Regions from separate parts of the Homo sapiens genome. Here region 1 is linked to region 2. A link is an interaction called in ENCODE POLR2A ChIA-PET data of the cell type or tissue named here. Cell type or tissue: Panc1. All regions are shown on one strand. Links, peaks and the distances in the headings refer to the core of each region. The heading gives the core; the rest is flanking DNA.

Evidence for each region. Peaks named below come from ENCODE experiments on the same cell type or tissue, not always from the same donor. Only the 100,000 strongest peaks of a DNase experiment are listed, where the experiment ranks them.
Region 1: POLR2A ChIA-PET joins it to region 2 with 5 read pairs; 2 of 35 experiments call an interaction of 5 or more read pairs at or near these places.

Annotation. Positions count from the first base shown.
Region 1 is chr9:71,884,177-71,889,948 of GRCh38, forward strand. All of the region lies in intron 1 of ABHD17B (abhydrolase domain containing 17B, depalmitoylase), which reads right to left. Among named protein-coding and RNA genes, the nearest start is that of ABHD17B, 24 kb to the right of the region's middle. In Panc1, for the core only: no CTCF peak of the experiment used is centred there; no DNase peak of the experiment used is centred there.
Region 2 is chr9:71,986,195-71,991,966 of GRCh38, forward strand. No RefSeq gene overlaps it. Among named protein-coding and RNA genes, the nearest start is that of C9orf57, 72 kb to the right of the region's middle. RefSeq lists an enhancer at 3,717-4,916. In Panc1, for the core only: no CTCF peak of the experiment used is centred there; no DNase peak of the experiment used is centred there; H3K27ac peaks cover 3,957 bases.

The DNA.
Region 1 (5,772 bases), core at 712-4,711, 100 kb before region 2:
AAATTAGAAAGCTGAGTATTATCAAGTGCTGGTGAGAATGGGGAAAATGGAAATCTTTGTAAACTGCTTGGTAAGCCATTGTGTTTACCAATGACCCAGAATCTCTCTCTTGGGTAAGTACTACAAAGAAATACTTGCACAGGTCCTTTAAGTGTATCTGAAGTATTATTTGTGTCAGGGCCTGAGATGCAATATAGGTTCCATAACTGGGGAAATGAGTAAGCATGTGTTGGATGCAGATAATAGAAAATTAACACAGTCAGAAGCAAAGACTGATGACTAGGGATTAAATATAATGGTATTGGGTGAAAAAAGTAAGGTACGAACAGATCTATAATATCATTAACATACATGCAAAACAGACATAAACATTATCTTTGAGGACAAATACATTTCTAAGGGTACATATGTCAGAGTATATGCTTACCAAAGGGGTAATGGGGATGGAGGTTGAAGGGAAAAAAAAAAAAAAGGAAATTAAGTAAAACAAGAGCAGGGCCTATGCTCATAGATTGATGGTGATAATGCGCCATGAACTAGATTAGAAATTCCAGAGGGTAACAATCACATCTGCTTGCTTACAACTGGACATCTAGTATCAAGCAGAATACTTGACATATAGTAGGGTTTCTAATATTTCTTAAATGAATGAGTTAGTAAATTATTAAGACTGATTCAACTCTTTGCACCCAAGAAGCTCCTACAAAAGAAAGAAATTCACTAAATTTACATGTCAAGAAAAAATGCAAAAATGTTTTGTTACTATTACTTAGGTTTTTCATATGGGGGCAAAACAGAATCTTTTTCATATGGGGGCAAAAGAGAAGCAGTCAAATAAAAATCTATGAACCTAAGTGGGGGCAGGTGGAAAAAGCCTTGCAAGTTACTCAAATCACTCAATGTGTTATGAAACACAGAGAAGGACCCTATTCCAGGGAGGAGGGAATCTTGCCCCTCTTGCAATAAATACACAAAATGAAAGGTCAGGCCGGGAACGGTGGCTCATGACTGTAATCCCAGCAATTTGGGAGGCCAAGGCAGGAGGATCACTTGAGGTCAGGAGTTCGAGACCAGCCTGGCCAACATGGTGAAACCCCATCTCTACTAAAAAAATAATAATAATTAATATAAAAATTAGCCAGGCGTGGAGGCGTACACCTGTCATCCCAGCTACTCAGGAGTCTGAGGCAGGAGAATGGCTTGAACCCGGGAAGCAGAGGTTACAGTGAGCCGAGATTGCACCACTGCACTCCAGCCTGGGTGACAGAACAAGACTCTGTCTCCAAAAAAAAAAAAAAAAGGGGGTCACCTCAATGTTAAACAGATGGCCCATTGTGAAAATTAAGGTTTTCCTTTTGGCAGGGCATTCAACAATTTCTTCACTTACAGCAAGAGCAATTTCCTAAAATTGTATGAAATAATAATTTAAGAATCTGCTTCTCCTGGTAACGTTTTCCTCCTCAATGACAAAGAAAAAAGATAAATAACTGATTCTTTCTCAGCAAAACAGGAAGACTAATGTAAAAAAAAGTCCCTAAATAGAATGACCTACTGTATCTCCTTCCTCTCTTCTAACGTAAGAAATTACTGACATGACTCCTGTCAATTTTTGACATAATAACAATTTACTAGGGGAAAAAAAATCTCCTTTTGATCTCCTTGTAATAGTTTCTTGGTAATGCAGACCAACTCATATTACTACTAATTATTATAAGGTTTAAGATTTTTGTTGTACTGAACTAGCATTAAAAGTCTTTAAAAGCAGGTTTAGAGAAAACATTTAAAAGAATGCTTATATCTTTCTTCATTTTGTGTGATATGTTGACAACTATGCTCAGTACACTGTATGTGATAAACCATTTAAATTTTGATATATTAGATTTCATGTTAAGAACTATAGTCTAAAATTCAAGATGAATTACTCCATTTATGGATAACTCTGGGGATGCAATATCATTCTGTGTAATCTGTAGTAGTATTCAAAGTATAGCTACATGTGAAACTCTAAGCTCTGAGTGTTATGGTTTTTAGAAAGCCATACACATTACAGAGTTTAGTACATACAGAGAAGCTGAATATTCACCTTGAAAGAAGATGAAGCATCCAAAACACAGTATCAAAGTTTCCTGGGCCAGGCACAGTGGCTCATGCCTGTAATCTGAGCACTTTGGGAGGCCGAGTCAGGAGGATCTCTTGAGGCCAGGAGTTCAAGACCAGCCTGGGCAACATAGGGAGACCCTGTCTCAAAAAAAAAAAAAAAAAATCCACTAACTCACTAACTACAACTTGAACAGGAGGTACTTAGTTGTAACAATGTTTTAAAACATTTTCTATCTTATCTGGGCATGCCTTATGCAGGACCAAAGCTCGTCACACTCTGTTGCCCCGGCTGGAGTGCAGTGACGTGATCTCGGCTCACTGCACCCTCCGCCTCCCAGGCTCAAGCGATCCTCCTACCTCAGCCTCCCGAGCAGCTGGGACCACAGGTGTGTGCCACCATGTCTGGCTAATTATTCGTACTTTTTGTAGAGACAGGGTTTCATGGATGAAACGGGTTCACAGATGAAACAAGTTTCATCTGTGAGATCAAAGGGCTCAAAATTCAGGTGACTTTGCAGGAAAAAGTCAGCTCTGCTTGAAGACACAAACTGGATGAACTGCATGCTACATGAGTTTTTAAACTCGGAGAAAAAATTTAAAAATATTAATGTTTTAATATTTTGAATTAAAAGAAGAAATTTTTGCAAAACCTCTTCTTTGAAAAAGAATCATGTCTGGTACTTTTAAGGTAAAGTTGCAATTTTTAAATACCAATAAGATTCTAGATATAGAGTGTAACAGTGCCAATGGGTCACTTGAAAACACCCTTAGAAGTGTGGGTTTTGTTGGGGTAAACTGAACAAACGCCTTAATAATTTGAGTTTAGAAAAATTTAGAGGAGTTTCTCAAATGGAAAAAAAAATGTACTGGGCAATGTGCAAATAAGAGTCCTTTCTCACTGGTGGAAAGTACTGGAGTTAGACGAAAAAAGAAAGTTGAGGTGAAGATAGGAGGCATCAACCAGAGACATCAAAATAGTGTCAGTTCTAGTGTAAGTTGTGAACTTACTATCCTAGTAAAAAAAAAGCTAGTAAGGTTCAGAAATGAAGATGTTAGATCTATGATGACATTATAGTAGAAGATGAAAATTAAGGGTAAAGAGTCTATAAGCTGTGCCAAGCAAACTAATTTGGGTCAGAAGTCCTATTTATTTTAATGCAGTGCTTTTTATTACTTTTGTTTTCCCTCAGTTTCTTGATACTGCTAGACACTGCACTAGCTAAGCACTCACTCTCCACATATGATTATTTAAATTTAAATTACCTAAAATTAAATATTCACTTCTTCAATCCCACCAGCCACTGTGGCTACAAGTTACACAGCATAGTATGAATATTTCTTTCACTACAGAAAGCCCTAATGGGCAGTGCTGAACGAAAACCTTTGAAACCCAGACAATCCAGAACAAACAGTTCCATGCTTTAAATTCATACTAGCTTCAAATGCTAAAGAGCACCTTCCTTCCTGGCTTTTCCATCAAAGTACATATACGTAAATCTCATAGATCTTTCTGTTGAACATTGATAAAACACACAGAACTAAGTGAGATTGCCTACACAAGACTATTCTGGAAAATTTTATCTTTATGACACAGACTTATTTCTAACCCAATTCTAACATAAAAGCCATTTTATTAAAAATGAGCAGTGCAACTCAATTAGGCTATCTATATGTTTTAATCCACGGTTTGATGAATCAAAAGGATTCATGTTCTTGAGAGGTTCCTTGTAAGCTGAAGTTGCAAGTAAACCATGAGAAAGTGTAAAAAACACTTGTGACTATTAGCTAATGAATTTCTGAACATAGTCCAAAACAGTATCCTAAACACTTACAATCTTGATGATCCACCAGAGCAATGTCCTAACAAGTGAACAAAGTCTTACTGATGGAGCAGTAAAATAGGTTGTTGGTTTTTGCATATGCTAGTATCACATATTCCTATAAAACTTTTGGTGACTGGAAAGTACAATTAGCTCAGGGCTTTTAAAAGTCACACCTTTACCTGTTGCTGAGCGTAAGCTAGACATGAACAGACACATGTTTTCTCTCCCTAATCATCAGCTTTTGGCATTTCTATTCTAAGAATCCAAATCATGCTTATCCTCAAACTCAAAGTTCATAGAAAAGCTGTCATATTACATTGTTCCAGAAACATTCCACAATGCACATTATTCCCTAGTTTATAAGTAAAATAAGTCCCTGAGAAACTTTTCAGGTGAGTACCTACTCAGTATTTTTCATACCATAGAACACCCATATGTACCTCAATATTATCTAGTCAATGTAGTCACAAATCTCACAAAATTTAAGGATTATTGATTATAAATAATGAATACAATCTTTTTTTAAAAAGAGGTTCATATTATGGGTACCCCAGTTTGAATTTCTAAGAGTTACAAAAAAGATTATTTCTAAGAGTTTATACAAAAAGTTTATAAAACCATTTACAGGTCAATACAGCATATGAGCATGGACCCACACAACCCTTATTTACCAAGCAGTAAATAAAATAAGGTGTTTCAATAAAGTTAAAAAAACTTTACCAAACAACAACAAAGGTTTTGTTTTTTAGGCAACTGAAACTGCTGTAAAACATATTAGAGCTACAGTGAAAAGACAAAAACGTAAACGGTGATAATACTACTACTGTATGCAAATAAATATTAGTCAAGTTCCACAATAGGGATTTGATATTTTAAGAAATAACATTGCTATTATGAAAGTATTACAAGACAAAGTTTAAAAAAAAAAACAAACCAGCCAGGTGCAGTGTCTCACGCCTGTAATCACAGCACTTTGGGAGGCTGAGGCGGGCGGATCACAAGGTTAGGAGTTCGAGACCAGCCCGGCCAATATAGTGAAACTCCATCTCTACCAAAAATACAAAAAAATTAGCCAGGCGTGGTGGCAGGCGCCTGTAATCATAGCTACTCGGGAGGCTGAGGCAGGTGAATCACTTGAACCTAGGAGGTACAGGCTGCAGTGAGCCGAGATTGCACCACTGCACTCCAGCCTGGACGACAGTGCGAGACTCCGTCTAAAGAAAAAAAAAAAAATCAAACCGCATGTTACACTATTTTTTAAAAGTCTCCTCGCCAGGCTAAAATTAGGATTGGTTAAAAGTCCACTTCAAAAAATGAAGTTCCCTAGATACTGTCTCCAACTCATAAGAGTAGAGGTTTATATTGGGAAAACCTCCTCTGAGGAATCAGACTAATCTGAAAGACATATCTTAAAAGAGACTGATATGGCAAATTACACAGGGAAGTTGGGGGATCTGGGAGCGTATTTGTGCGATACTGGTGGGGGACAGCTATGCTCTCTACTGTAAGTGGGATGTCAACATGTAAGAAGTAGTAATATAATACTGTTATCTAGCGACATGGAAGTAAACACCAAAAGAATCATTCAAAAATAACTAAATGCCCCTGGGAATTTGTAGAATTATTTGGCTTCCTGACCACATACATGTACAAAACTGATAAAAAACAAAAAATGACCAAAACAAACAAACAAACAAAAAAACACTTAAAACTTCTTTAGTCTCTTCCCTAATCCCAACCCAAACCTCAGCCTTGTTCTCAGAAATTACAATTTTGGGTCATTTGTTTTTAATTCTTCTAGTGCTTACTACCATACTCATTTTTTAAAAAAATCCATTATTTCTTATCA
Region 2 (5,772 bases), core at 991-4,990:
TGAGGTCAGGATAGTGATTACCCTTGGGGGTAGGGTGGTAATAATTAGAAGAGAGCACAAGGGAACCTTCCAGAGTGCTAGAAATGTTCTACTTCTCGATCTGATGATAGTTAAGTACATATACACACACTGCACATAAATATATATATACACTGAGCCATACTCTTAAATTTGCACACTTTACTGTATATGCGTTACTTGTTAGTAGTAAAGATTTACAAAAAATAAAATGTAATCCTCAGGTGGAGTAACCGGTACCCCAGCCCACCATCGCTTGGTATATTTGGCATCTACCTTGGTATTTGTACCATCTGTGGTCACTAAAAGATGAACATAGCCCTTTGATTTCATGTTGATATTAAGTTAAAATGTATATATCAATGTCTATCGTCCCAAATTGAGAAGGTAATGGCATGGTCTCTATTTATTTAAAGGTTTAGTTTGTTTTGAATATTTGCGTGCCTGCAGGACCCACATTCTGCAGCAGTACCCATGGGTGATTGAATCTCTTCAAAACCATCTGCTGTCTCTTCCTTACTCCTCAAATCTTGTAAAAGGATCTGAGAAATAAAACTGCCTGCTCTTTACTGTCTGCAGAAGAAGACCTCACCCCTTCTCCTGTCAGTGACAGGAGGTCAAATGCATCCTAACAAATCAAGGTGATATTAAAAAAAAAAAATCATTCTGTAGCAGGCAGAAACAAGTCCCTGAAAATTTCAATAAGCCACTGACTATTTAAACAAGGCATATCAGAAAGGCATTCAGGGAAGAAAAATGTGTTAGGGAAATGAAAACCAGAGTCACTTAGCAGAATGCAGAAAAATCCTTTGGAAAGGGAGTCTTATCATAATAGATGGGAAATTACCATCCATCACTCAGCTATCACTTTAAAGCCACAGGCTGGGTGATCTCACTTCAGGGAGCACATCTTAAGCACTGTGCATCAAAAACACGGGCTGGACTGGCTGATGTCTACCTATGAAATCATTCAAAGAGAGCCGAAATCTTTGTTCAGCTGGTGCTGTATTAAATGCTGTCAGTTTTACCTGATACCGTCTTTTGAAATGCTGTGCTCTGTGCCATTATGTTCCAGTTACTTTGATGTCATTCTGTTGGAGTTGGGTAGAACACGTAGGGCAGCTATTTTTTTTTTTTTAGATAAAAAAAGGTTTTTTAAGAGATGGGGTTTTGCTATGTTGCCCAGGCTGGACTTGAACTCCTAATTTGTGGGCTCAAGGGATCCTCCCACCTCAGCCTCCATGAGTAGCTGAGACCACAGGCACATGCCACCTGTTAACTTAAAAAAAAATCACAAATCTACAAGTTTGGAAAGGTGAGGAGACTTTATTTCTTATAAGGAGTTATAGCTTGCAAGGTGGCATCCTGCAGGCTGGGAAGCACAGCCTCCAGGCAAGACCAGAGACAGGCACTTCGAAGGAGGAGGGGTTAGGGTAAGAGCTTTATGATGAATGGGTTGGCTAAACATACATATTCAACAGGTTACAGGAGGATTATAAATATTCATGAAGGTGGTCCTGACGCATGCATATTGAACAAGCATGCATGTTATATACAACCCATGTTCACCTTGGGGTGGAGACTTAATATTTAAATGTTAGGCCCTATACGTAACATTTAAAAATTAGGTCCTGCACATCAGAAGGTCTTTTCAGGACATGAACGCATATAAATGCACAACCTCCATAAACCAGCCAGAACCAGTCCGTAATCGGTGGTCTTATCAGGGGAAAGTTATTGAAACCAGTCTCTTGTCCAATCAAGGCTATAGTTGTGGCTGGTGCAACAGGGGTTCAGTTAGTCACGGTTGGCATGAGCTGCAACGTTTTTTTACTATTGCTTATCTCAAGACTAGCATTTCTTTAGCTGCTAGAGAAAAAGAAAACCCTTGTGGCAGTTAGAGCACAGTTTATCCTTTAAGTGTAGGAGTGCATGACTTAACGCTTGCCTGGCATAGCCTAGGTCCTGTTTATAATTTGGTATCTTATTGCCACAAAGAGTCTGTTCTATCAATCTTATGATCTTTATTTTAACATTAATGCTGAGTGGTAATGGTGCCATGCTGTTACTAGCCCCAGGGTACGGTACCATGCTTAGCGAATTCCCTATGCCCTACTCATATCCTTGTAAATAGTGCCTTTATTAAACTCTCTTTAAGCTATCCAGAGTATGTCATCTATTTCTCTCTGGAATTTTTTTTCTTTTTTTTTTTTTTTTTGAGATGGAGTCTCGCTCTGTCACCAGGATGGAGTGCAGTGGCGTGATCTCAGCTCACTGCAACCTCCGACTCCCTGGTTCAAGCAATTCTCCTGCCTCAGCCTCCCAAGTAGCTGGAATTACAGACATGCATCACCACGCCCAGCTAATTTTTGTATTTTTAGTAGAGACAGTGTTTCACCATGTTGGCCAGGATAGTCTCGATCTCCTGACCTTGTGATCCGCCCACTTCGGCCTCCCAAAGTGCTGGGATTACAGGCGTGAGTCACCACGCCTGGCCTTTCTTTTCTTTTCTTTTCTTTTTTGATGGAGTCTCACTCTGTTGCCCAGGCTGGAGTGCAGTGGTGCGATCTCGGCTCACTGTAACCTCTGCTACTTGAGTTCAAGCAATTCTCTTTCCTCAGCCTCCCAAGTAGCTGGGATTACAGGCGCCTGCCACCATGCCTGGCAAATTTTTGTATCTTTAGTAGAGATAGGGTTTCACCATCTTAGCCAGGCTGGTCTTGAACTCCTGACGTCGTGATCCACCTGTCTCGGCCTCCCAAAATGCTGGGATTACAGGTGTGAGCCACCGCATCTAGCCTCTGTGGGATCTTGACTGACATAGAAATTGCTACTACAGGTGGCCCCAGGAGAAAGACACTCAGATTGGGAATCTTGGTTTGGATAGTGCATTTACTTACTTGCCAGTGGTAAATGCGACACAGATAACCCCTGTCATAGGGCAGCATCATGGTTATTCACATTATCACTGTGTGGGCATGAGATGAAGAGCAGGAAGAGGGCAAGGCATTGGAAGATCAAGTACTGTGGCACTGACATTATGGTGATTAGTAATGATTATATAGACCATGGGACCACCTGGCTTCTTTTGACAGTGCTAGAAAGTATATGAAGAATAAAGGAAAAATGAAACTGTGAGTTTGCAGTTGAGATTGTAAGTGGATAATCAGAAAGCCTGGGTGGCAGCTTTTGAAGGATGAAGTGGCAGCTTTTGAAGGATGAAGTGTCTCCTATACTCACAGAGCAGATGACACCGTGGGCCACGTCCAGTTCCTAATGCTGAGCATTATAACAACATTTAATTGGGTTGCACACCAACTTCACTAGGCCTTTTCTGCCAAGGTGAGGGCACTGGTAGAGGAGTGGAGCTTAAAACAGGGGCTGGATCAATGTGGGTAAAGCAGAATTTTGAAACTCCAGACTCCCTTGGACTTCCCTAGCTATGCGAGGGAGCTCTGCCTCCACTATTTGAGAGAAGCAGTTCTTACCTACATAAAAATTTTTCAATACCTGCACCTGGGGCAGTTGTCACACAAGCTGAGGCCAGTGCCCCTCAGGACCTCCCTCCACCCAACACCTGCCCCTCATTACTACTAGGCCTTTACTGAAAGGAATTGCTAGTCCTGAAGTGAGTAGTGATAGCCTGTACACAGAAAGAAGTTTAGATCGGGATTGTACGAAACTGTATTGTCAGGAGCCTAGGGAGCCCTTAAGGGGTAGTGAATCCTAAGGATCTTAGACCAAGGAGAAAAAATACATGGCTTTATTGAGCCACACTCACAGAGATGGGTTGGGATTTAATGTATTGCATGGGCCACCCAAGAGTGACATTAATGATCTGCTAATTGAGCTTGAACTCATGGCCTTGGTTAATTGAGCTTGAACTCATGGCCTGGAGCCTTGAAACTCAGTGTGGTCTGTGGATCGGCAGCAGTGGCATCACCTGGGAGCTGAATGGAATCCTAGAATCTCAGAATCCACCCCAGACCTACTGAAGCAAAACTCTGTATTTTACAAGCCTCGCAGGTGATTTGTGTGCATATTAAAGGTTGAGAAAAACTTCTCTAGGCCTCTGATATAATGAGGTTGAAATATCGAACAGTGGCTTCCACACTGTGTTCCCAAACAACAGGGTTGGCATCATCTGGGAACTCAGAAATGCAAATTCTCAGACCCCACCCAAGACCTCCCGAATCAGAGTTATGGGGTAGGGGGCAGGAATCTGTGTTTTCACAAGCTTTCCAGGGGATTCTGATGCACAATCTTGTTTGAGTCAGTTTCATGACCTGCTTATGGCCTATAGTTAATTAGGTCAAAATGTTGGAACTTCCCTGGCATACCAAAGAGCAGTGCTTCTCTATTACAAACAACTACTCAGCCACCCTCTCATCTGCTTGTCACCAAAGCCGCAGGAAGTGCATCAGTGGGAAGATACCAGCCTGCTTGAAAAGGTGATGACTCTCCTTGAGAGGCCAGAGATAACCTTGGGGGAAATTGCAAAAGGACTGGGTTTTCTGATCTCATGGGACTATGGGATCCCAGAGGCCTGAGGCCAAATGGCAGCATTTAACTGTCAAAGACAGTTGAGTACACCAGCTACAGTAAGCCACAGAGACAGAGGTAATTAGAGATTTTTGGCCCACAGGCATCTGTGGCAATAACTAAATGATTATAGGATCTCTTGAAATGAAATCTGTGGTCACTACTGAAGTTCTTCTTGATATATACAGGTGAAAAAATTGGGGCTATACTGGGAAAACCTCAAATCTACATAATGGGAAATCTTGGCCTCTTAGGTCCCAGATCTTAGCCAAAGCCCCTCAACAGAGGGAAAGGGTGGATCCTTTGAGGACGGATGCTATAGTAGAGGCATAGCTGTTTATCATGAATGATCCATCTCCTCTTCCCTGGAAGAACTTACTGCCATTTACTTAAGAAACTATACATAGAGCAAAGAGAAATAACACACCCTCTCAGGAGTTACTAGATACTTACTCTGAACTGACATTTATCCTAGGAGACCTGAAAAATGCCAGTGGGGTCCACCATTCAGATAACTGGTGGAGTCTGGGCCCAGGTTCATCTTACGGTTGGTCCAGTAGGACCTTGGATCCACATTGTGGTTATTTCCCAGCCTTAAAATATACAGTGGGGCTACATATACTTAGTAACAGGCAGATGCCCATATTTGTTACCTATTTATGGAGCGAGAGTTACTATGGTAGAAAGGGCCAAGTGAAGACCCTGGAACCGCACCACCACCCTCCTTCATGATGGTAAGCTGAAAGCAATTCCCCATCCTTAGGGGAGTTGCAGAGGTTGGTGCCACCATTGAACACTTAAAAGATGCAGTGCTTTGATCCTTATCACATGCTCATTCAACTTACCTGTTTGGCCAGTGTAAGAGTCAGACAGGTAATGGAAAATGATTGTGTATCACTGCAAACTTAAACAGATGGTGATGGCAAAAATAACAATGATCTGGATGTAGTATCTTTACTGGAACAAATCAATACGGCCCTAGTGTCCATTTACAGTCGTTGACCTGTCATATTCCTTTCTCCCCCATTTCCATAATTAACAAAAATCAGAAGAAGTTCGTATTTTCAAGGCAGGGCAACATTATACCTTTACTTAGTTGTCTCCAGGCCACATGAACTCTCCTGGTCTCTGTTATAAAACAGTCCAAAGGGCCTGTAATCAACTTGATACCCTACATCGTGTCACTCTCATCTTTTACAATGATGACATAAT